2 separate regions of the Homo sapiens genome follow, and region 2 is linked to region 1. Evidence: chromatin contacts called from ENCODE POLR2A ChIA-PET data. All regions are on one chromosome and are shown on one strand. The core of a region is the stretch at or near the end of the contact, and the rest is flanking DNA. Distances in the headings are between cores, read along the strand shown. Region 1 has its middle 5.1 kb from the start of PALM. Region 2 overlaps ARID3A (AT-rich interaction domain 3A).

Evidence for each region. ChIA-PET counts read pairs that join two places held with the same protein, here RNA polymerase II (POLR2A).
Region 2: POLR2A ChIA-PET joins it to region 1 with 10 read pairs in activated naive CD4-positive, alpha-beta T cell. The contact joins two enhancer-like sites. POLR2A ChIA-PET finds 5 or more read pairs at or near these places in 2 of 52 experiments (GM10248 and activated naive CD4-positive, alpha-beta T cell).

Annotation. Positions count from the first base shown.
Region 1 is chr19:702,498-705,261 of GRCh38, forward strand. No RefSeq gene overlaps it. Among named protein-coding and RNA genes, the nearest start is that of PALM, 5.1 kb to the right of the region's middle. RefSeq lists silencers at 1,208-1,527, 1,628-1,727 and an enhancer at 1,600-2,570. Within about 2 kb of position 1,379, at least 8 of the 41 ENCODE cell types and tissues checked have a DNase peak (open chromatin) inside an H3K27ac peak, as active enhancers do.
Region 2 is chr19:945,833-948,620 of GRCh38, forward strand. The region is part of intron 3 of ARID3A (AT-rich interaction domain 3A); the gene reads left to right. Among named protein-coding and RNA genes, the nearest start is that of ARID3A, 21 kb to the left of the region's middle. RefSeq lists enhancers at 1,467-1,966, 1,511-1,570, 1,651-2,050. Within about 2 kb of position 1,504, at least 5 of the 41 ENCODE cell types and tissues checked have a DNase peak (open chromatin) inside an H3K27ac peak, as active enhancers do.

The DNA of each region.
Region 1 (2,764 bases), core at 129-2,628:
AGCGCCTGTTTGCCCATCCGTAAGCTGGATCCTGCCCCGTCCTTCCCATGGAAGCCATCACAGTCAGAGAAGAGGGTAGAAGACAGGAAACCATCCATTCATTCACTCAACTCATTCCGTGAGCATTTATTGAGCACCTACTGTGTACAGACAGTGTTGTGGGCCTTGGGGACTCAGCAGTGAAGAAGACAGGCAAGTTCCTGCCCTTGTGGGGCTGACATTCAGCAGAGAGGCAGGAAGGAAACGCTGAACACAACATGTAAATGACATTGTCTGTCAGAAGAATTTAGTGGGAAAGAGAGTGTGGACAGACAAGAGGAATAGCAAACGCCAGGCACGGTGGCTCACGCCTGTAATCCCAGCACTTTGGGAGGTCGAGGCAGGTGAATCACCTAAGGTCAGGAGCTCCAGACCAGTCTGGCCAACACGGTGAAACCTCGTCTCTACTAAAAATACAAAAATTAGCCAGGCATGATGGTGGGCACCTGTAATCCCAGCTACTCAGGAGGCTAAGGTGGAAGGATGGCTTGAACCCAGGAGGTGGAGGTTGCAGTGAGCTGAGGTTGCGCCATTGCCCTCCAGCCTGGGCAACAGAGCAAGACTCTGTCTCAAAAAAAAAAAATTAGCCACGTGTGGTGGTGCACACCTGTAGTCCCAGATACTCAGGAGGCTGAGGTGGGAGGATTACCTGATGGGGGAGGTCGAGGCTGCAGTGAGCCAAGATCACATCACTGCACTCCAGCCTGGGTGGCAGAGTGAGACCCTATCTTATTCAAAAAAATAAAAACAACAAGGGTACCGAGGGCACCCAGTGACAATGGGGAAGCTGGGGAAGTTCTCCCAGAGGAACACACAAGGCGTCTAACAGCAGGTGTCTGGATGGCTGAAGCCCAAGCTGGTTGTGGGGCAAGGAGAGGTGAGCAGGGAAGAGACAGGATTGTCTGGGCTCAGCTTTGCCTTGTGGGGCTGCAGGGCACTGGGGAACCATAGATGGTGTTTGAGCTGGGGCAGGCCAGGGCATATTTCTCTGGTGAAAGAGTGGAGTAGGGAGAGGAGGTGGGGAGACCCGGAGGCGACATGGCTCAGGGTTGGGGTGGGGGCCATAAGGCCTCAGCTAAAGTCATGGCTGGGGAGAGGCGAGGGGGGTCTCTGACTCAGGGACAGGGGAGGAGTGAGGTTTTGGGACCCACCTATAGCTTCCGGTCGTCCAAGGCTCCAGAGGGTGGCCAGATCTGCAAGGAGTGGTGGGGCGTGCTGGGCGGAGCCCCGGGGTAGAGCTCTACGGAAGTAGGAAGGGCAGGGGCGCCCTCAGGGAAACCTCACTCCTCCCCTGTCCCTGAGTCCAGGAAGGGGTCAGGCCAACGTCGCTCTGGAAGCCTGGAGGCGGGGCCGAGGTGCAGGGGCGGGGCCGACATTGCCTGGGAGGCGGGGCTGAGGTGCAGGGGCGGGGCCTACATTGCCTGGGAGGCGGGGCTGAGGTTCAGGGGCGGGGCCGACATTGCCTGGGAGGCGAGGCCGAGGCACAGGGGGCGGGGCCAATGTGCAGGGGCGGGGCCGACATTGCCTGGGATGCAGGGAGGTGGGGCCGATGTCGGGGGCGGGGCCATGGTGCAGGGGGCGGGGTCGGGGCGGGGCCGAGATGGCCTAGGCTGCTGGGAGGCGGGACTAGGGTGCAGGGTGCGAGGCTAGCGGGGTGATGCGGGGGCCGAGATTGCCCAGGAGGCGGGTCCGAGGTTCAGGGGGCGGGGCTAGGGCGCAGGGGGCGGGGCCGACATTGCTTCGGAAGCTGGGAGTGGGGACCGAGGTGCAGGAGGCAGAGCCTCAGTGCAGTGACTGCTCCCCACAGGACGCGGATGGGCGCTGCAGTGCCTGTGGGTGGGTGAGCGCAGTGAGGCGGTGGAAGTGAGGGTGTGAAGGGCAACTCGAGGCAGCTTCTCTCCGGTCCACTACACACCCCACCTTGTCCCACCTCCACACCTTTGCCAGGCCGTTCCGGCCACCTGGAACGTCTCCCTCCACCGTTTGCCCGGCCCATTTCCCCGGTTCAAGTGGCATCACCTCCAGGCCTGTGTGTGCTGGAGTCGGGAGGTGTGGGCGGCGCGAGTTTTTCGTGCAGGGCCTTGAGAGTGGCAGGAGGACTTTAGCTTTTGCTCGGAGGGAGGTGTGAGTCCTGGAGGTTTAGAGCTGGGGCGGTGGGAGAAATGATCCCAGCAGTCCCTTACCCTCCCCACGGCCTCCTCACTTCCTCCTATTTTTACACAAAATGCCTCCACCACCCTTCAAACCCTGAATCTTTTATTTTATTTTATTTTTGAGATAGGGTCTGGCTCTGTCACCCAGGCTGGAGTGCAGTGGTGTCTTCACAGCTCACCGTAGCCTCGATCTCCTGGGTCCAACTGATCCTCCTACCTCAGCCTGTGAGTAACTGGAACTACAGATGCATGATACCTCACCTAGCTAATTTTTTAAAAAAAAATTTGTAGGCTGTGTGCGGTGGCTCACACCTGTAATCCCAGCACTTTGGGAGGCCGAGGCAGGCGGATCAAGAGGTCAGGAGATCGAGACCATCCTGGCTAACACGGTGAAACCCCATCTCTACTAAAAATACAAAAAATAAGCCGGGCGTGGTGTCAGGAGCCTGTAGTCCCAGCTACTCGGGAGGCTGAGACAGGAGAATGGCGTGAACCTGGGAGGTGGAAATTGCAGTGAGCCGAGATCACCCCACTGCACTCCAGCCTGGGCGACAGAGTGAGACTCTGTCTCA
Region 2 (2,788 bases), core at 254-2,753, 240 kb after region 1:
AGAACCTGGGCTGGGAGTGATGGGACCGCAGTCTCCCACCAGGTGCCTCTTTCCAAATGGACACTCCTGCTGGGCATGACACTTCTGAGGCTTTCTGGGACCGTCCAGGTCCCGTCTGCAGGGAACCCCAGGACGGAGTTAATTGCTGAGTGCCCAGCTCTGGGCAAAGTGCTTGGACCCTGCGGTTACTCCGAGCCCATTTCTCAGCAGGGAAAAATGAGGCTCGCGGAGGCAGGGGCCCGGCGTCCAGGTGGGAGCATGAGGGCGTATTGTGGGTGGGCTGGCCGGTCTGGGGGGCGGGGACCCTGTACAGAACGCCCCGGCCGCGTGGAGTGGCAGGTTCGTCACTGCCTGGGGGAGGAGAACACTGGGTATTTCATTTTTATTTTTTTGTTTTTTTTACTTTTACTTTTTCCTTTTTATTTATTTATTTATGTATTTATTTATGAGACAGAGTCTTGCTTTGTCACCCAGGCTGGAGTGCAGTGGTGCGATCTTGGCTCACTGCAAGCTCCGCCTCCCGGGTTCAAGCGATTCTCCTGCCTTAGCCTCCCGAGTAGCTGGGATTACAAGCGTGCACCACCACGCCCGGCTAATTTTTTGAATCTTTTTTTTTTTTTTTTTTTTTGAGACGGAGTCTCACTGTCTCCCAGGCTAGAGTGCGGTGTCGCGGTCTTGGCTCACTGCAAGCTCCGCCTCCCGGGTTCACGCCATTTTCCTGCCTCAGCCTCCCGAGTAGCTGGGACTACAGGCGCCCGCCACCATGCCCGGCTAATTTTTGTATTTTTAGTAGAGATGGGGTTTCACCATGTTGGCCAGGCTGGTCTCAAGCTCCTGACCTCAAGTGATCCGCCTGCCTCGGCCTCCCAAAGTGCTGGGATTACAGGCGTGAGCCACCGTCCCCGGCTAATGTTTTCTTTCTTTAATCCCAAAGGCTTCAAAACTAAAATTCTGTTTGTTTGTTTGTGTGTGTGTGTGTGTGACAGGGTCTCCCTCTGTTGCCCAGGCTGGAGTGCAGTGATGTCATCTCGGCTCACTGCAGCCTCGAGCTCCTGGGCTCACGTGATCCTCCTGCCTCAGCCCCCTGAGTAGCTGGGATTACAGGTGCGCCACTATGCCTGGCTAATTTTTTTTTTTTTTTTTGTAAAAACAGGGTTTTGTCATATTGCCCAGGCGGGTCTCAAACTCCTGGGCTCGAGCAGTCTGCCCACCTCGGCCTCCCACAGTGCTGGGATCAAAGGTGGGAGCCACTGTGCCCAGCCCACACTGAGATTCTGCATTGAAATGTTTGCTGGGTGCCCCCCATTGCTGGGCACCGTGGGGTGGGGTGTGTCTGTGTGTGGCCTGGGGCACCCCCTGCCGTCAGCCCAGATCTGTGTCTGTGTCTGCATCTGTGAAACGGGTTTCCTGGCAGATAGAGGGGCTGCTTAAGGCCAGTGCCCTCGGCGGAGACTCTATTAGGGACTGCGGGCCCCAGATTTCCACGTCATATCTCGCCGCCATGGGGCTGCCTCCTGCCTCCTCTGCACCAACTTTCTGGAAGTGCCTGTCAGCTGATCCCACCCCGGCCACATCTCAGCACCAGGCCTGTCGCTGCCGTCCTGGACTCGTGGGCCTCAGTTTCCCCAACTGTGAAACGGGCTGGCGGCCGGTCAGCGTCTCCTCCCTGAGCAAGGGACTCCCCCATCCATGTCTCAGCCCCCACCCAGATGCCCCGGGACCGTTTCACAGATGAGAAGACCGAGGTGCCAGGGTGGCGATCGCACGAAGGGCCCGTCACGGGAGAATGAGGAGGGTCTGGCGTCAGCAAGCTCCCCCGGAATCTCGTGATCTGGAAATCCACAGAGAAGCACCTTCACCACGCCAGCTTCCCGGGCCGCGCTTCATTGTCATTTCTGGAGAGTGTTATTAATATCCGCCCCGTGGGTGCGGCGCTGTGTATTTCCAGAGAGGGGACTCGGGGCCCATCAGGGCCGGGGGAGTGGAGCCGGCAGATGTTCGGCCCTGCCCAGAATCACTTCCCCAATTTCCCCACGCCCGGCGGGGCTCTCAGCATCTGCATCCGCCGAGGCCTGGCTGTGCTGACGGGAATTGAAAGGACCTCGTGGCTTAGGCAGGCGGGGGAGCCCCCCGGCTGGTCAGGTGCACGAGGAGCAACCCATGGCCAGGCAGAGCCCAGAGAGGGCGGGGAAGGGCCTGAGGTCACACAGCAGACGCTAGCTAAGTAAGCGCCTGCTGGGTGTGGGTGACCCTGCCCTCCCCCGACCCATCAGTCCAGGTCGGTCGGGGCCGCCTGTCCCCTGGTGTTTCCCTTCACAGCCCACCCGCCCCAGCTGACCTCTTCCTCCTGCTCCCTGAACCGGGAAGTCCGGGCCCTTTTTGGACACTGCATCTCCCCAGCATACAAGATAGTCCAGGACACACAGGAGGTGCTCAATAATGGCTGCAGAGTGCCCTGTCCTGGCAGAAACGCTGTGGACTGACAGCCCCGTGTGGCTGGCCCTGTGGTCCACGCTCAGCTCTGCTGCCTCTGTCAGTCCTGGGAGTTTCCGGGACGGGAAAAACAGCGAGATTCAAAATCCCCCGGCCTCCCGGGGCCGCGGTCCTGCGGGGCCACAGCGCCAGCTTCCGCTTCTTGATGGCTTCGGCCCCACCCCCACCATGGGTAAACTGAGGCCCGGAGAATGGGCAGACTGGGGCGCGAGACTCCAGGTCCTCCAGGTCCTCCTGCCCCCCGTGCCCTCCTCCCGCCTGCAGCCCCAGGCTCTGCTCCGTCTTCATTCCTTCT